6 separate regions of the Homo sapiens genome follow, and regions 2, 3, 4, 5 and 6 are each linked to region 1. A link is a contact called in ENCODE Hi-C or POLR2A ChIA-PET data. All regions are on one chromosome and are shown on one strand. The core of a region is the stretch at or near the end of the contact, and the rest is flanking DNA. Distances in the headings are between cores, read along the strand shown.

Evidence for each region. A loop is a pair of places that touch in the nucleus more often than their neighbours do. ChIA-PET counts read pairs that join two places held with the same protein, here RNA polymerase II (POLR2A). Pooled maps may share reads with other maps.
Region 2: a loop to region 1 is called in a map of ascending aorta, with 5 times the contacts of the local background. The contact joins the promoter of NPY5R here to the promoter of TMEM192 in region 1. A Hi-C loop is called at or near these places in 1 of 168 maps with a recorded cell type or tissue (ascending aorta) and 2 of 50 pooled maps. POLR2A ChIA-PET finds 5 or more read pairs at or near these places in 2 of 52 experiments (WTC11 and activated T-cell).
Region 3: a map of B cell shows a loop between it and region 1 (9-fold over the local background). The contact joins the promoter of TMA16 here to the promoter of TMEM192 in region 1. A Hi-C loop is called at or near these places in 5 of 168 maps with a recorded cell type or tissue (B cell, CD8-positive, alpha-beta T cell and naive thymus-derived CD4-positive, alpha-beta T cell), 4 of 37 single-sample maps with no recorded cell type and 16 of 50 pooled maps. POLR2A ChIA-PET finds 5 or more read pairs at or near these places in 3 of 52 experiments (CD4-positive, alpha-beta memory T cell, activated B cell and activated CD4-positive, alpha-beta memory T cell).
Region 4: a loop to region 1 is called in a map of naive thymus-derived CD4-positive, alpha-beta T cell, with 6 times the contacts of the local background. The contact joins the enhancer-like site here to the promoter of TMEM192 in region 1. A Hi-C loop is called at or near these places in 2 of 168 maps with a recorded cell type or tissue (both naive thymus-derived CD4-positive, alpha-beta T cell) and 16 of 50 pooled maps. POLR2A ChIA-PET finds 5 or more read pairs at or near these places in 1 of 52 experiments (WTC11).
Region 5: a loop to region 1 is called in a map with no recorded cell type, with 4 times the contacts of the local background. The contact joins the enhancer-like site here to the promoter of TMEM192 in region 1. A Hi-C loop is called at or near these places in 1 of 37 single-sample maps with no recorded cell type and 3 of 50 pooled maps. POLR2A ChIA-PET finds 5 or more read pairs at or near these places in 1 of 52 experiments (OCI-LY7).
Region 6: a loop to region 1 is called in a map with no recorded cell type, with 7 times the contacts of the local background. The contact joins the enhancer-like site here to the promoter of TMEM192 in region 1. A Hi-C loop is called at or near these places in 2 of 37 single-sample maps with no recorded cell type and 2 of 50 pooled maps.

Annotation. Positions count from the first base shown.
Region 1 is chr4:165,111,610-165,114,616 of GRCh38, forward strand. TMEM192 (transmembrane protein 192) reads right to left here and starts at 1,251. Exons shown (of 6, transcript NM_001100389.2): 1 at 1,138-1,251. The coding sequence starts at 1,164. RefSeq lists enhancers at 527-766, 1,547-1,606 and silencers at 797-1,056, 1,225-1,423.
Region 2 is chr4:163,342,395-163,345,401 of GRCh38, forward strand. It overlaps NPY5R (neuropeptide Y receptor Y5), which reads left to right and starts at 1,498. Exons shown (of 4, transcript NM_006174.4): 1 at 1,498-1,606. It also overlaps a transcript of NPY1R not described here.
Region 3 is chr4:163,493,284-163,496,290 of GRCh38, forward strand. TMA16 (translation machinery associated 16 homolog) reads left to right here and starts at 1,407. Exons shown (of 7, transcript NM_018352.3): 1 at 1,407-1,521. The coding sequence starts at 1,519. It overlaps LOC124900805 (a long non-coding RNA gene), which reads right to left and starts at 1,941. Exons shown (of 2, transcript XR_007058354.1): 1 at 1,879-1,941; 2 at 1-1,613. RefSeq lists a cis regulatory region at 1-16 and enhancers at 1,298-2,200, 1,664-1,803, 1,834-1,983.
Region 4 is chr4:163,548,929-163,551,935 of GRCh38, forward strand. All of the region lies in intron 8 of MARCHF1 (membrane associated ring-CH-type finger 1), which reads right to left. Among named protein-coding and RNA genes, the nearest start is that of TMA16, 56 kb to the left of the region's middle. RefSeq lists enhancers at 725-1,226, 1,227-1,726. Within about 2 kb of position 1,528, at least 3 of the 41 ENCODE cell types and tissues checked have a DNase peak (open chromatin) inside an H3K27ac peak, as active enhancers do.
Region 5 is chr4:163,590,245-163,593,251 of GRCh38, forward strand. The region is part of intron 7 of MARCHF1 (membrane associated ring-CH-type finger 1); the gene reads right to left. Among named protein-coding and RNA genes, the nearest start is that of TMA16, 97 kb to the left of the region's middle. Within about 2 kb of position 1,592, at least 4 of the 41 ENCODE cell types and tissues checked have a DNase peak (open chromatin) inside an H3K27ac peak, as active enhancers do; they include OCI-LY7, where a contact is called at or near this core.
Region 6 is chr4:163,662,476-163,665,482 of GRCh38, forward strand. All of the region lies in intron 5 of MARCHF1 (membrane associated ring-CH-type finger 1), which reads right to left. Among named protein-coding and RNA genes, the nearest start is that of TMA16, 170 kb to the left of the region's middle. RefSeq lists a silencer at 1,084-1,133 and an enhancer at 1,744-1,823. Within about 2 kb of position 1,521, at least 4 of the 41 ENCODE cell types and tissues checked have a DNase peak (open chromatin) inside an H3K27ac peak, as active enhancers do.

The sequences.
Region 1 (3,007 bases), core at 1-2,500:
ATTTTGCTTTAAATATATATGAGTCTCAAATCTACTTACAGGTCTTACAGTTAATTTTCCATTTTCTCAACTGGAAAAAATAGAAAATTTTAGTTTCATTAGAAATTGTTTGGTCTTTATTTCATCAAGATTATTTAACTGGTTACTGCACAAGAATCTAAGCTACCGTAATGCTGGAACTGTTTCATGTTTCTCTTCCTTTTCCTGATGCAGTTCATTCAGTGATAGGATCACAGTAATATTCCTACTAATTTATTAACCCAAATTAGTGCTTTACAGTAACTGTCAACTTTGCATTTCTCAAGAGCAAAAATTTTATTACTTGCCAGTGGAAAATCCAGTTAACTCTCAGCATACATACATGTTTCTCCTAAAAACACCTTACGATACTGAAGCAAAGAAATAAGATTTTTGTAATTATGCTACCATTCTGTACTATACACGCTGTAAACTAGGCCACTGGTTTTTTGTTTTTTTGTTTTTGTTTTTGTTTTGGTAATCTGGTTTGAATCTATCAAAGATTTAAAAACCTTTGTATTCCTACCATGCTAGATTCAAAACAACACATGACACTTTTTCTCTCGTGTGGGTTTCCAGGCCATGATAGCGACAGGTCTGCGGGACGCTGGCGCCCGGCCCGAGCGTCGTTGTCACTCCAAGTCCACAGCCTCTAGAGCCAAGGCAAGGGACCTCACCAGGAAGGGAGATTCGCCCCCTGTGCCCCTGGGACGTCCGAGCGGAACCCATCGGCCCGGCTCCCGGAGACTCGCGGGGAGGAAGGGCTGTCAGGCCAGGCGCGCATCACGTGAAGCTGCCAGTTCCGGGATCAAAGACGTACCCCGCACGTGGGCTGGGCGCCAGCCTGGGACCCCCGGGGGCCGCGCGCCCACCGCCCAGGAGCCCACCCCAGCCTCCACTGGGAAAATTAGCCCGGAGCCAACGTGTCGCGGATCCCACAGCCGCCTGGAGCCCTCCCAAAGCCCCGCGCCCAGGCCTCCCCGGGCACAGGCGGCGCCCCCTTCGGCCGCGGCCGCAGTCGCCAAGGGTGGCTTCCCTCTCTGAGTCTCCGCCCCGTGCGCCCCGGCACAAGAAAAAGCGGATTCCGGGGCCAACCGCCCGCCGCCTCCGTGCACTCACGTCCTCCATCCTGCCCCCCGCCGCCATTTCCCGACGCCGGAGGCCGAAGCCCTGGCCAGCCCGGCCTCTCCACCTGGACCTGTAAGCCTCTGGCCGCGAAACTCGCCACCTTCTGGGACCTGCCAGGCCCCTCCCCAGACACACCCCCTCCTGCGTCCGCCCCGCCTCCGGCTGGCCCGATCCCCGCCCCCTTAGCTCCGATTGGCTGAGATGGTGGGAGGGGTGTGCCGGCCCAGAAGACCTGGACTGTGGGCGGTGGCTACCGCCTGAACCACCTCGGTTCCTGGGGCTTCTGGCCGCAGCCCCTCGGTGCGCTCTTACCCAGAGACTTGAGCATTTAAGGATGCCTTCCTAGTCCAAGAATTTAACTATTTTCGGGCTCCACTTGCATATTTTAAGAACATTAACTTTTTTCGGTCTTGCCTGGTTGTTTGCAGACACAGCTCTACGCCTAGGTAGAACCAGCGGTAAAATCCTACTCCGCCAGCAGAGGGACAGGAGCAGAATAAAGATTCCAATTTCCATGACATATTTACAGATTTCTCCAATGGGAAACAAAGCAGTTCGGAATGCTTACGGCGTTCGTTTATTAAGACAGAGTCTCGCTCTGTCGCCCACGCTGGAGTGCCCTAGCACGACCTCGGCTCACTGCAGCCTCGAATTCTTGGCCTCCTGGCCAGTTCTCCCACCTCAGCCTCTCAAAGTACTGAGATTACAGGCGTGAGCCACTGGGCCCTTGTTTCTTTTAAAATTGAATTTCAAAAAGAGAAAAAACTTCAATGACATTTTCTAAAAAGCTCATGATTGTAAAAATGTAAGCAAACAAGGAAAGAAATTTTCTGTTACCAGCTCCCGGAGAGAACTTTGATATCAGTTAGAATATATACACTCATACATTTTTTTGGTGGGGCGGCGGAGACGGAGTCTCGCTCTGTCGCCCAGGCTGGAATGCAGTGGTGCAATCTCGGCTCCCAGGTTCAAGCCATTCTCCTGCCTCAGCCCCCTGAGTAGCTAGGATTACAGGCGCGTGCCACCAAGCCTGGCTATTTTTGTATTTTAGTAGAGACAGGGTTTAGCCATGTTGGTCAGGCTGGTCTGGAACTCCTGAGGTCAGGTGACTCGCCCGCCTCGGCCTCCCAAAGTGCTGGGATTACAAGTTTAGCCACCGCGTCTTGCCCACTTTCATACATTCTAATGCTTATTTGTACATTGAGTATAGTGTGATCCAGTTTAGGATGTGTGAGATAAAACTACGCAAATGTTAGTGAAGGAAGAGATGGTGTAAGACTCCACGTGATCTTCTTTTTTCTTTTTCTTTTTTTTCTCGTAGAGACAAGGTCTCACTATGTTGCCCAGGCTGGTCTCATAATCCTGAGATTCTATGAATTATTTATCACAAGCCTTTTCTAGACGTGCAAATTTTCTTCTCTGCATTTTATTTTGAAAATTTTCAAGCCTACAGAAATGTTGAAAGATTAATACAATGAACATCCATGTACCCCTCACACTTGATTCATTAGTTGTTCATTTTTTGTCTTGGTTGCTCTGTGTGTGGGTGTGTGTGTTCACATACTTTTTTTTTTTTTTTTTTTTTTGAGATGGAGTCCCGCTCTGTCGCCAGGCTGGATGGAGTGCAGTGGCGCGATCTCGGCTCACTGCAAGCTCCGCGTCCCGGGTTCACGCCATTCTCCTGCCTCAGGCTCCCCAGGGTCTGGGACTACAGGCGCCCGCCACCACACCCAGCTAATTTTTGTATTTTTAGTAGAGACGGGGTTTCACTGTGTTAGCCAGGATGGTCTCGATCTCCTGACCTTGTGATCCGCCTGCCTTGGCCTCCCAAAGTGCTGGGATTACAGGTGTGAGCCACCGT
Region 2 (3,007 bases), core at 248-2,747, 1.8 Mb before region 1:
CATTAACCGCAGAGACAGTGGAGTTAAGAAAGTCTAAAAAACAAGCCTTATTTTCTCAAGGTCATCCCTTCTTGACACTTTCATCCCCTACTCCTTACTGCAGAATCCCAGGTGCCTGCTCAGACGGCCTATTCTGTTAAGCTTTTGGGGAGAATATATTAATATTTCAGAAATAACACACAGAAGAATAAAACAGGAACTGTGTTTACTTGAGTTCTTTAAAAGCTCTTGGATGACTCTTTGACTGATGAAATAGCAATCTATACAGATCCCCTGAGTATTGAATGCTGAAATCCAGCAGAAAGGGGACACAAAAAATTTTCTTTGACCTCTTCTGTAACAGTGATGTCTGCCCCAGATGTTAGAATTACAAGTCACATTGCTCCCAAGGGGTACAGTTCTCTTCGGTTTATCCCACACGACTCTACTCAGCAGGAGATGCTGTCTGTTACATAATAGTTCTCAGTATTAAAGGGTACAATAACTACACCCTTTCTCATGGTAAAGCTATGTCCAAAGACACATGGACATCTACCCAATGTCTCTTTTCTCCCTTCTCTCCTTCTCTCTCTCTCTCTCTCTCACAGACACACACACACACACACACACACACACACACACACACGCGCGCGCGCCTAAAGTACCTGCCACCTAATGATTAGCTAAAAATAAAGCAAACCTGCGCAATACAGATTTGGAAACATTAGGGATGGAAATCATGTTGGGAAGGAACAGAAGGACAGGTTTTCTCTTCTTCTTTTGTGTGGGCTTTTTTCCCGTCTTTTTTTTTTTTTAACCTGTGACAATTCGTTTTTAGCCCTTCGTCTTCTCTTTGCTATTGAATATAGTCTTGAGCAGCGTTGATTTCATTTCAGCTTCACTCCCCTGCTCCTGCCACTTGCCCACACCCACAGCTGCCACTCCTTGGAGTGGGGAAACTTCCCTTCTATTCTGCTGGGCTCATTACCGCAGACGCTGTTGCCTCTCCTGAACATTGGGTCAGCCTCCCCACCTCCACTCTTCCTTACTTCAAAGAGGTGCAAAGGAAGAGCAGTGTTTTGTCTTTTTTCTTTCTTTCTTTCTATCACCACACCACCCCCCACCGTCCCCCACCCCAAACAAAGATAAAACCTGAGAGTCGAAGCTTGTTCTCAGGAATACTAAGAACTTAGGGGCACAGCCATCCTCACACCAGTCCAAGACTTCTCAGAGTTCACTACACAGGGTTGAGGGCTGGACCGGCAAAACTCGATTTGCCCATCAAGTTAACTTGGTCGGCCTGGGACCCGAGGCCAGGGTGAAGGGACGACATCCCGGGGCCCTGTGGCTTCTCCCTAGAGCGCCCAAACAGCGGCGTAGGTCTGGGACGCCCCCGGCCCCCGGCTTTGGAAGAGGCTGGCGCGGAGCAGGCGCCTTGGAGCAGGGTCTCGGGGGTCCCCGGAACAGTCACGTGTTCTCGAGACGCCGTTAAACCCCCGCCCCCTCTTCCCCACCGCCGCCTCCAGGTCCTGCTCCCGCTGCTGCCGCCACCGCCGGGGTGCAGGAGCGATCGCGCTGGGCCGCGCTCCCGGGAGCCCAGGGCCTGCAGCGGCCGGGGCGCCCCGAGGTACGGGCTCCCGCCCCTCCCTGCCAACCCCTTTCGCGCCGGGTAGGCCTGCACCGAGGGGCCGTGGCGGGTCCCCGCGCGGGCTGCGAGTCTGCGCAGGTCCCTGGGAGCCCGCACCCGTCTCTGGTGCCAGGGCGTTGTCGGGGGTCCCAAGAGAGCGGGGTGGGGAAGGTGAAGGGAGCGCGGCTGGAAAAATGGGGATTAGGGTGGCGGAACAGGCACTTGTCAGGAGTGAAGAGACAGCGGAGAGGGTACTGGGCTGAATTCTTTCGTGCCGAGCAGGTCCCTCCGGTTCCCAACTCACCCGGGTGGAGCAGGCGCGGGCCGAACCCGGGAGGAGAGTGTCGGGGATCCGCGAAGGAGCCTCCTGGGGATGGGGCGGGGGATGGACAAAGCGCTGCCCCCGGCTGGACGCGCTCTGGCTGCAGCCCGGCTGGCATCCGGAGCTGGGAACAGCAGCCCGCGGGGTGCCCGGGTCAGGGCTCAACCCTAGCGGGTCTCTGGCGAGGCCGGGGGCGCAGCCCGCGGGGCGCCACTCAGGCCGTCCAGCTGCCGCGCGGTCCAGCGCTGACCCGAGCCCGGGAGGCAGCTGCGCTCTAAGGTTTGCGCTCCTGTTTGCGAGGTGTCTTCATATAACAAATGCGAGCAATAACAAACATCCATAGAACTCGAATTCCAGAAACGGGAATTCTTTTTTCCAAGTTCACAGACCTTTAGTTAATCTTTTAAAGGAACTGAGGCGTTGTGTTGGACCAAAGCCAAAACGATTTTACCTTAGACCATGGAAAATAGCCTAAGGCTCTTTCAGCAGAATTTTGCAGTCCGAATGCAATTTTAGATTTCAGATTTCTCAAGGGAAGAGAAACTCTGCTGTTAGAATTTGGAAGGGAGGGTGGTGCATGCCTGTGTGTTTGTCAGCTGAGCAGAGCTGTATTTATCTTTCCAATTCAAATTGTGCCAGATTCTGGCTTTAAGAACAAACCATGGGAATATTTGAGAACATGGAATCATGCTGCTGTTCCACGATCACAGCAAAACAGACAATAGTTGATATTGTATCATTGCAGGAGGAAAAAGAATTACATATATTTTATTCTTTTGTGTGATTGTCATCCTTTGTGAAAAGAATGATGTGTATTTTCATAAAGCAAAAAATTATTCAAACAAAGAAACCTTATTTAAATGTACAAGTCAGACTTTTAATATCCTTTGAATTCCCTGCAGTTCCTCCTATTATTCTTGAGAACTATCTACTTTCTTAAAATACTTAAAATCTATTCAGAAGGTTTCATTTGTCTAGGTGTCAGATATAGAAGAGTTTATAAGAAAATTCCAGTAAACCTTTAAAAAGATATTATTTTTTATAAGTTGCCATAGTTTAATAAAGAACTTTTATTTTTC
Region 3 (3,007 bases), core at 157-2,656, 1.6 Mb before region 1:
GCCTGCTTCCACGCAGTGGAGTAGTGTACTTTCATTTAAAATAAATCTCTGCTTTCGCTGCCTTGCTTTATTTGTGTGTTTTGTCCAATTATTTGTTCAAAACGCCAAGGACCTAGCCAACTACCCTCAACTGTTAACAGCTGCACACACATATCAAGGCACACCAGCTTCACCCTGCCTGGAGCTTCTTCCCATGCCTAGTTTTCTCTTACAATTCCGGTCTCTGCTCAATTATCACTTCTAAAAGAGGACTTTATAGAGACCACCATGTGTAAAACAGCTTTTCTACATGCCCCCGCCAGCTAATTTTTATTAGAGTACTTATATTATTTGAAATAATATTTTTACATGCCTCCATCCCCTGGAAAATGAGCTGAGTGAGGGATATTGTTGGAGTATCCCCAGTACCAGGCACACAGTAGGCATTCAATAAATAGTTTTTGAATGATTACATTGTCTACGGAATTCTAACATGTATGGGTGAAACAAAGACTCTCACATGCTGTGAGAAGAAAACAAAAACTGGGTTGGCAGAGGCCTTGAATATGAGGAAGTGGCCTTTCCGGATAAAGAAACTAAGACTCGGCCGGGCGTGGTGGCTCAGGCCTGTAATCTCAGCACTTTGGGAGGCCGAGGCGGACGGATCACCTGAGATCAGGAGTTCGAGACCAGCCTGGCCAACACGGCGAAACCCCGTCTCTACTAAAAATACAAAAAAAAAAAAAAAAAAAAAAAATTAGCCGGGCGTGGTGGCGGAGGCCTGTAATTCCAGCTGTTCGGGAGGCTGAGGCAGGAGAATCGCTTGAACCCGGGAGGAAGAAAGAAAGAGGGAATGAGGGAAGGCGGGAAAGAGGGAAAGAAGAAAAGAAAAGAAAGGAAAGAGAAGAGGGGCGGGGCGGGGCAGGGCAGGGCAGGGCAGGGCAGGGCAAAAAAAGACTCAGTGCAGGAAAGGACTTGCCCAAGGTAATCTAGTACGTGGAAAAGCGGAGGGCAGGAGCCTGTGCCGTGCAAGAGCTCCGGGGAGCCAACACCGAGCGGCCCTTTTGAGAGGGTCCCAGCCCCTGAGATGCGGGAGCCCGCAAGAGGGAACCTCTTGTCTGAAGAGGTTGCTGCGCTCTGGAGTCGTGCTCTGGGACAGATGGGCAAGCTCCGCTCTTGGGGCCGGAAGCGTGTAGCGTCTCCACCCGGGCTCCAATCCCCAGCCTCGCACTCAGCACCAGGCAGAGTTCAGCCTCCCGCCGCAAGCTCCCTTCCGCCGCTCCCGGCGAGCACGCAGGTCTGGCTGTCCGTTGGGCTAGAGCTTAAAAGCCCAACACGGGCGAAAAAGACGCGGTCTCAGTTAACGGGGACGCTTTAGAGAAACGCACTCGCCTCTCCTGTTCCGGTTGGGTCGGCGCGGGCTTCTCAGGCGCCACGTGGGATTCGGCCCGGGTGCTCTTGTGAGCTGCTGCTCCTGCGGTTGGTGAGATTACCTGGGTCTAGAGTGCGGAGCTGCTCCGTGGCCACGAGGACGTCACCATGGTGGGCCCCCTCCTGCTCCCCCGAACCGCTCGGTTGGTTCCCCGGAAGGCTCTTGTTGAGCAGGCAGAGAGGGAGGGTGCGGTTTCGGGAACCTAGGAGAGGGGAGGATGCAAAGTGTTTATTTTCAGGGAGTGTGCGGGGTGCGGGGCGAAGCCTCTGGGAGGCGAGTCCCAGGCCCAACGCCTGGACCTTAGAGTTCCGCGTCCGAGTGCTGAAGTGCTCACACGTCGCCTTGCTCCTCTTTGCCTTGTGCCTAACTTCTCGCTAGTCACTACTTCCTGGGGGAAACCCGGCACCTTTCCATTGTAACGCATCGAGGAGTTTGGCAAAACTTCTGAGATCGCTGGCCCTACACACCTCTGCCTCTCTGGCCTGGGTAGACTCAGTATGTGGGCTTAGTCGCCTCTTCCTCGGCGTCCGTTCACCTCTCGTTAGTGCCCTGAATCCTGCCGTTACGCCCCCATTCGCTCCAGGGCACTGAAGCAGTTTTGTTGTTTTTATTAAAAACTGAGTAGATACAAAAGAGTGTTACTAAAGCACATTTCAAGTGTAAAGATGAACAGTTTCAGGAATTCTCGTTTACCCATTTTGTAGTTTTAAGAAATAAAACATAGCCTTTGAAAGCCCTGTGTTACCTTCTTTGAACTTTCAGGAAACCTTAAGAAGCAAACATTATCTAAGTTTTGTATTTATAATTTCACTACTTTTCTTTATAGTTACTACATATATTTGTATTTTGAAACAGTATGTTGTTTCTTGCCTATTTTTTACGTAATCGTTGTGTTCTTGAGAGTAATTCTTGCATAGAAACATGCTTTATAAATTTTTTTCAATTAATTTTTAATAAAAGCAAAATTTTAAAAGTTTATAATCTGGTCAGAAGTTACGATATTGTGTCCACAATGTGGCCTCTTTGTTTCTTTTCATTTTTTTCTCTTTTCATTGTATGCCATTTTTGTCTTACAGTCTGGTTCTTTCGTTGTTTCGCGAGTTTTTTGTGCTTTATTTTGATCCACTGCTGACGCATATTTTGTACTTTAGATTGTACACATTTGTGTAAATTCAGTGTTTGCTTGTCACTTTGCTTGTGGGATTTCCAACTCTTTATAGTGTTAGTTTTTTTCCCCTTTTCAGAGTGGAATATGAAAGCAATTACATCTCATTGTGTTTGAGTGATTGGGGAGATAGATTGGTATTTGACTGTAGTTGTCCTTGACTATCAGAGCTTCACTTTTTATCAGGCTGTATAGTAGAAGTACGTTGCTTTGGCATAGAAGTCAAAAGAGTGGCATATGAACCTGTTTTCATTGGCTCATTTCTGGCTCTGTCATTTTTTTTTGATATAACCTCATTAGTGGTTTTGCTGCATCCTCTTTCAGTACAGCTCAGAATGTGGTCCCAAAGGACAGAGTTGGGCACCTGTCTTTCCCTGAGTTGCCATCTTGGCAAAATTACTTAACCTCCCATCTGTTTAATTGGGATAACA
Region 4 (3,007 bases), core at 278-2,777, 1.6 Mb before region 1:
GATTTCGTGATAGGCAAGTGATAATCTGTGAAACTTTTCATAGCATTTCTGCTCCCCTGTCCTGCTTTACCAAATAACGTGTGACTTATGGCCCTGTTACCAGGAGTATATTGTTACCATGGTTACACCTCTAGAGAAGGTTGTTCCTGAGAAGATCCTCTTCAGGTCCCCAAAGTGTGGTCCCTGATCAGCCTCAGCAGTGCCAGCCTCACTCAGGCACACTACACGCGCCCACCACCACGCCTGGCTAATTTTTTGTAAATTCTTGAGCTCCGCTTTGGAGATGACTCTATGTTAGTTTTTCCCACATGCCCCCTAGAAAATACAAACTATTGCCTTGTCAGTGATGAAGTAAAGTTTCTTTTGCTTATTGCTTGGGCCTGAGTCGAATATTTTATCCTCAAGTCTCTCGGTGTTGAGAAGACGTTATCTCTCCAAGGGGTCTCAAGGAAGCTGGTGGAAATGGTAAGACGGCAGCTCCCTTTCCCGTTTCCCAAAGGTCAGGGAGAAGGAACGCACGACAGCACATACACCACCATACTTTTCACCAATGTCTACACTGCCGACCCTCTGATCTGCCCTTCCTTAGTCTTCAAGTTCTCCTTTATACCTTGAAGATGGGGGATGAGCTAAGATTAGGCAAAAGTAGTTTCACAAAATCTTAGCACTTCCTGCATAGGTAGTCTTGAACCTCGCTTTGGACTTTACAGTCCCTGGGCCTTTGGTGCCTGTTTTACTGTTCTTGCTTTTGATTTTTTTTTTTTTTTTGCAGAAGCCACTAAACAATAGAAAGAAATCCAACAGAACTCTATTATTCACTTAGAAAAATATGACTGTATGTTTTTTCTGAATTGTAGTATAACTTGATGCAAACATTGTTTCTGTGAAATTGTCTATTTGATGAAGTTAAATCAAACTTTGCATGATAGGGTCAGGTTTTCTAATTCAAATTACTTGCATTATATTCTGTCCTAAAATATAAATTTAAAAGTACTGCCCACAGAAAAGTGTTGTTTAAATCTTTATACCAGTGAAGAATAAAGGCAGTTTATTTGTATAACATAAAAATGCAGGCCGGGCGCAGTGGCTCACGCCTGTAATCCCAGCAGTTTGGGAGGCCAAGGCGGGCGGATTGCCTGAGCGCAGGAGTTCGCCACCAACCTGGGCAACACGGTGAAACCCCGTCTCTACTAGAATACAAAAATTATCCAGGCGTGGCGGCGGGCGACTGTAGTCCCAGCTACTCGGAAGGCTGAGGCAAGAGAATCGCTTCAACCCGGGAGGCAGAGATTGCAGTGGGCCGAGATCGCGCCACTGCACTCCAGCCTCGGCGACAGAGCGAGACTCCGTCTCAAAAAAAAAAAAAAAAAAAGAAAAGAAAAGAAAAGAAAAAAGCAGGAGGTAGGGACTACTTTGCCAAATCCATTAAATCCATTTCGTCTTTTTTCTTGACAGTTCACCTATGGTTTCCAGCTTCCGTAACAGTCACGTGACCTAGAGTTTTCAATCTATAGAATGATAGACCAAAAAATTACCACCAGGTGGCGCCAGGCCCAAACAGTAGCTAGTACGGTAGCCCTTTTTTTTTTTTTTTTTGGTACCGCCAGACCCAGGAGCTCCCAGCCGGCCAGGTGTGCAGGTTCTTCCTGTCATTTTGCATAAATGCAAAGCCACATTTTAATTGTTTACTGGCTCTGCCTGTCATATTGGATTTTGCTGCAGACGAGCGAAAATAATACCTGAAACAGCAAGTGTAAAGGTTATCACATTATTTACATGCCTTAGTAAGATATGTTGTGCTGGAGGATAATAAGTAAACCTTTTACAAATCCTTGGACTTGCTATGCTGGAGAAATTTCTAGAGGACCCATTCATATGAAGCAGTGGTTCTCAGTGTTCCCCAGTAGCAGATGCAGCAGCAATCAGGAAACTTGTTAGAAACCCAGTATTTTGAGCCCCACACCAAACTCACGGAATCAGAAACTCTGGCGATGGGGACCCTGTAATGTGCTTTAACAAGCCCTCAGGTGATTCCGATGCAAGCTACAGTTAGAGAACCACCTGCCTAAAGGATGACACTTAGCAGAGTTGCACGGTGACCTCCGTGGAGTTTATATCAGAAGTAGTACTTGTCACTCCCTGTCATGAACTAATTAGTAGTCCAGGAAAGGGTAATCAACAAATGAGTTTTGTTTTCTGGCTGTGATTTAAATATTTCAGGTCGACTGAAAAAAATTACATAATTCATTTATTTGAACTGAAATGATTCAGAGTTAGCTCATTAATCACTAAAGCAAACTTTCATTTTTTGTTTTACTTTTCAAATTAGTGTTTAGGTAACATAAAAGCCTATTAAAATCTAATTATACTAGTAACAATTTCAAATACTCTGGGAGAGAACTAAACAACAGACTCTTAATTATGAGGAGTAACTCTTGAACCTTAATAAATCTTTAAGTTCAGAGGTATGCCTATGGTAAATAATTTCCCTCTTAAAAATGTATTTTAAAAGACCAGCAGAAAAATTTGACCTCTGCAGACCTTTAGTGAAATTTGCTACAAAACTGATGATAGGGAGGAAACAACAAAGCCAGGTAGGTGGTAGGCAGCTGGTAAAGTTCACTAGTTAAGGCACTCACTGTTGGACACAAATCAGGAAGTGTACACAAGTGCAAACTTGTTCTCTCAGAATTACAGTAATATAGTGGCTGTGTCCCCACCTAAATCTCATGTTGAATTGTAGCTCCCATAATTCCCAAATGTTATGAGAAGGACCTGGTAGGAGATAATTGAATCATCAGGATGGCTTCCCCCATACTGTTCTTGTGGTAGTGAATAAGTCTCACGAGATCTGATGGTTTTAGATCATGAGGTCTCTCTCTTGCCTGCTGCCGTGTAAGACATGCCTTTCACTGTCTGCCATGATTGTGAGACCTCCCCAGTCATGTGGAACTATGAGTCCATTAAACCTCTTTTTCTTCATAAATTACCCAGTCTCAGGTATGTC
Region 5 (3,007 bases), core at 342-2,841, 1.5 Mb before region 1:
AACTCATCACTAAAAAAAAAAAAAAAATCTTTGTGAGGGCCATAGTGTTATGCAACGCTGGAAATTATTAAACTCTTTCACTCAATAGTCATTTCATTCCTGCACAGTTTCTTGGTTTTTGCTATATGCAAAGAAAATCAGACATCTCAGTGTCTTTCATATCTTCTTCCTTTTCATCCCCACAGCAATTTCTCTAGTGGTTTTGAATTGTCAACAGATACACAAAGTATCTTTAAGACTGTGTTCCTTCCATCAGGAAATCATTCTTAAGATATGCAGTTATTTAGATCCTCTTAATATACTGCCACTCTTCAAGAACTCTATCACCAATCATATAAACCCAAATTGCTTCACCTTCTTTTCATATGAGCTTGTACAATTTGAGTTTACCTTACCTATTCAGGCATATTTTCCACGAATCTCTGACATACAACCACAGTGGCATCGTACAGAGTTTAACAGCTAATAAGCTGTGGGTTTTGCCACAAATAAGTTATTGCTGTGCCAAGATCTTGATTCCTGTTAGCTTAGAGGGCAGTTTTGAGGTCTTGGGTGTGTTGTCCATTCACCCTGGTTGACTCACAAATGTTATCATGTTCTGCGTGTTGTAAAAAATGTTGGGAAACACTGGTGTGGCTATTGAAAATACAATCAGCATTATATTTGTAGTTCCGCCCATCTATACGTGTTAAATTACTTAATCTCTGTGTTTCAAGTTCATCATCAGTAAAATGGGAGAATAGTGGTGATAGACTATTAGGAAGAATTAAAGTAAGTGATCAATTAAGTGACAATAATTATTAATAATCAATTATTTCATATGATTATTAATTAATTATTGTCACTTAATTGATCACTTAATTTAATCCTTATTAACAGTCTATGACCACTATTGTCCCATTTTACTGCATAACAGTCTACTAAAAGTAGTATTTATTAAAATTAATGGTCAGATGATTATTTCCTGAGTGTATTGCATTCTCTATATTAAAGTCTGTCTTTGAGAATTTCCTCAAGTATGTTCTTCATACCTTTGACACCTTCCCTCTTTTAATAATGCCTCATCTAAATTAAGACTCATCTAAATTTCAGACTCACATCCCTAATTAAACAGCCCCTAGTTTTTCCTTCCCTACAATGCTCTCTCCTATTTTTTGAGCTGTCATTGCTCTTAAAGCCTATACCACACAGATACAGTCTCTGCTGTTTGTTAACTGTTTCATTTACACAAGTTCTGGAATTATGAGCTGAATAAATTCATGTTTAATAATTTTATGGGGGCAGGATCTTTTTGTGGATTTGTATTGATATTCAGAGTAATTTAAGTTATGAGAATGTTAAGAAGTCAGGCTAAAGATGGCAAAGCACTAGACCATAATGGACTGGCTTTCATTAAGCTTCTATTTAAACATTTACAGAGCACAGACCAAAAAAAGCCAGCTTAGTCAGATCATATGGCAATTCTCAGAAGTTGTTACCAATGACCAGTGTTTTGTTTATGTTTCGGGAAAATTCACTTACAGTGAAAGTGAGAAATTGTGATCCTTTTATATACCATGAACTCTTTAATTTGCATTTGAGGAACTGAATTGAGGTGTAACAATTTTATACCCTATCTGAGCAGCAGAGGAAGTCAAGCAAACTGATCTGCAGTGGAAAGGAGAAGTAACATACTTCATAAATAGAGAACAAGATGGACAGTAGTTAATATCATTCAGACTAACAGCTGTTTGCAGCTACTCTTATTGACATGGAGACAGCAAGCAATTTTGGACTGTAAACAAAAAGGCATTATAAGCCAGATTTCTAAGGTTTCCTTAACAGAAACGAAGATAAATATCCTAAGCCATCATTCAGCCTGAGATTTAAAATACCTTGAAAACTCAAGTTCAAAATACAATCATGACATAAGAATAAAAATATTTTACCAACAGATAATACCATTTTTGTAATCATAAGTTTTGTCATTCTGAATATGTACTCTTTTTTACATGTGCAGACGAGTGACAGTTCTTCATACATATGTGATTTTTTAAAAGTGTTTTGTTTTCTCAAAGGAATATTTTCAACTCAAAAAAGCTGCTACATAGCATGACTTCCTGAGTTTAATTTCATGCCCTAATTTGTCACCACTGACTTGGTCAAAACCTCAGACCATCTGCACAGAGCTGTAGGGAATGATCAACAACAAAGACAATGACATGGCAATGTCCCTGGCTTTCCTAACTCTATTCCTGGAGCTGATCCAAGAGTCGCAAGTAATCAGCCACATTTTTTTTTTTTTCACCACCAGACATCACACTGATGGAAAACAGTGGAGAAGAAGATAATGATCACCTTGCTTGGTCAATAATGAAAGCAGAGGAGGCCAAGTCTTATTTGAATTCACAGACATTGAATTCTGCAATGGATTGGGAAGATTCTATTGGAATTGCTTCTCTTGGGTGTCTCATCCCCTCTGGAGATGGTTCGATGCCATTGATACTAGGACTTTAAATTCTGCTTGGGACTGAGGATTCCCACTGAGATTCTATTATCATCTAGCCTAGTGGTTCAGTCTCATAGTGGGCCGGAGCCTCTTTGAAGACTATCTGAGAGGTCTCCATGGGCTCTTGAAACACATTAAGATTCCCCCATTCCCTCTATTGATGTGTGTAGCCCCTAGGAGTCCCAGTCAGTATATCTAGCAATCTTAAGATCAGCTCAGACTGTCCAAATCCTCCAAATCAGGAGAAATCAAAAGCTGGATTGCATCTTTTAGGATAATCCCTTCCCTGTTAACCATCGCTTTACTGCCCTCTCTATACTCATTGGTTAGCTCAGAGGACCATGTATTTCTGCATAAAGGAAATGAGTTCCCCAGTGCCATTTATCTTTCCAGATCCTACCTTACAATTTTGATGACTTGTGGATAAGTAAATAGATAATATATATTGAACGAATATCCGAAGGTTATGATTTTCTCTACATTTGCATATGTCATAAATATTCATTTTATATCAGCTTT
Region 6 (3,007 bases), core at 271-2,770, 1.4 Mb before region 1:
ATTTCTGCTCTCATATTTGTAATATCCAAGCACATTCCTTTCTAGTCCCAGAATCTTCCCTTTCAGCCCTCTGCGGCTTTAGTTGTCTCTACTTGCTCTAAGTCCGTCTGTTACCATCTCTCTCTGTCTCTGATAGAAATTTTCCTCAAATATCTGTTGATCTCTGGATATTAGTTGTATTACACACTCACTCAAAAGCTGATTAGGTCTATGTGTGTCTCCGGCTAGTGGTGGCTTTCCCTCTAGGGTACTCAGGCCGGATTGTTTTTGGGAAAATTTTCTCAATTCTGCAGCTATTCTTTCTGTTTTGTCAGTTCACTGAGAAAAAAAAAAATCGTACAATCTCTTGTTTGAAGGCACACGCTAAGGCCGGCATTCCGAGGCAAATATGGGAAAGAGGAGTCAAGGTCTTATCACCACTAAGGATGCGACTGTCTGCACTACAGTAACCTCACCCCTTCTTCAGAGAGATTGTGTTTGTTTGCCACGGGTTATTATTGGCCTGGAAAAAAAAAAATGTTTCTTAACTAGGGGATTCCCAGGTCATGCAAACAATACAAATTTAACCTTCTAACTGGAGTGTAATATAAGTCTGTGATTACATTACTCAGAGAATTTGTTTTTTCTTGTATACACAGAATTCAGGCCAAAATAAAAAGTCAAGCTTCTTTTTATCTCTCTGTGTGGATAGTTGGATATTTTTTCCTAGTGGATGCTTACACAGAGACTATAGTATTTTAAATCATCTTTTTTTTTTTTTTTAGATTTAGGGCTGTTTAAGTGTACATCCCACTCAGGCCCATTGCTTTATCTTCTGTTTCTGCCTGGGCACTGACACCCTTGCCACTAGATGATCACAACTGACCACCCCCCAGGGCAGCCACACTGTCAGCTCTCAGGCCAATTTCTCTGGCTTATGTTTCTCTCTTCCTTTCTCACTGCTGGAGATTTTTCTTTTCTTTTTCCTAGCACAGCTGAGTATAAATAAGGACATTTGTTATATTTTTATCTAGCATTTCTATGTTTTTATATTCTGAATGATTTTGGATCATCTCGTCTGCAACATTGCTTGTCTCTAATTGTCTTATTTTCATCTTTGCAATCATGGGTTTTACTGGCAAGGGAGCTGAAGCTTGTGGAGGATAAATGACTAACCCAAGAGTGAGCAATAGGTGGCAGGGCTAAGGCCACGTCTCTCCTGGCGCGGTGCTCTCTCCAACATGCTGTGTCCCCAGATCTCTTCTATGTCTGAAACTTTCTGATTTCAACATAGACTAATATCTATAAGCTCATGCTAATATCTATGATCTCATATTCAGAAGTGAGAATCAAGTATATAAAAATTGATAGAAACTAAAAATCTTTAGGCTTTAATATTAGCCTCTTACTACTAGATTGTTTATCAGAACTTTGAGCTATTAACACAGTTATGTCAAAGCTTTCATGTACTTGAAAAAATGGGGCAGCTAAAAAAAAAAAACTGCCAAAAACATCAAACAGCTGACAAATGCAATCAGCTGTGATACATGAATTTGCATTGTCTAACTGGAGGTTGGACACTGAAAAATAAACCGAGTACTCTCACTACCCTATTTTTCATAGGCAATGGAATCTAAAGGCACTTTCAATGCTGTAAAAGCCTGACAAAATGTTTAAGAAACAAACAGGAAGAAGTTTAAAGCAAAGAACATGTGTAAGACCATCTCTATTTGCCTTTTCCTGAGAAAATAATAAATGTACTCCCACATGTAATTTTCACAGCATATATAATGATTTTGCTGAGAACAGATTGCTCAGTACATTCCCAGATGTATACAGAAGATCAAGTTAATGAAAAGATACTTTGAAATACAGTAACTGGATACTATTTTAAAATAATGTATGCAGTTCATATCAATGATTTTCAAAAAAAATTCTAAGGCAGAGAGGCCCCTTTTTCCAAATTAAACATGACAAAGAATGCTTAAATATAAAAGAGATGAAACTTAAAATGTTTTCTTTGAAGAAATGGAGGAGATTTCCCCAACACCCTAGCCAGTCAGTGCCCCACCTACAGAGAACTCAGCTGCCCTCAGACTTACTTAGGAACAAGCCAGATTCTGTAAGGAGGGGATTTGAATCTAAAAATCATGTTTTAAGTTCCTAACATGCTAGAATAAAGACATTGTATCTGTAGGGTCAATTTATCTAGTGGACACATTATATATAGGGCTTAGGACAGAATAAATCAGCATTATAAATAAACTCTCAAAGATACTCCCCATTTTATTATAAATTTGTCTATAAACATATTAAATTACTTTTTAATAACCATAGGCTACAATAAAGACATTCTATCAGCAGGGTCAATATATTTAGTGGGCACAGTATACATAGGGCTTAGGGCCTATGATATTTTCAAAGGCCCAAGAAAGCATATTGATTTTAATTTTAAAATTAGAAAAATTAATATAATAAAAATGAACATATCATAATGAACCCAGATTAGATTATATTTAGCTATATGCTAAAATAGTCACAAAATACAATTTTAATATTTTTTTGGAGGAGGGGTCTACCAAGGTAAAAGTGTCTAAGGCACACAAAGGTTGTAATTCCGCTGGGTCTATCTTAATGTTGGTTACTGGACACAATGCTATGGCTCTGATTCTAGCAATTTCAGAACAGTCCACAGAATTAAGGCAAATTGATTCTGTCTCTGAATTTTAGTATATGGGAAAATTCCCATGTCACTCTTGATGTCATAATATTTAGTAATGTAGACTAAAATAATGATACAAATGCAAATTACAATGTTTTTTAATTGCGTAAAAGGTTCTTTCAAGGATATGATTGAAGAGAGATGCCGAAAATGCTGCCAAAAATGGGATCTTGCTTTGGGTGAGAACTTCATTAGCTATGGCCTACAAGTTCAGATGTTCTTATGGCAGGATGACTTAGAGGAACTGTCTAGTCTTTCCATCTTAAAAAAAGATTTTTTTCAATGTGCATTTTTAGGCATTAAAGA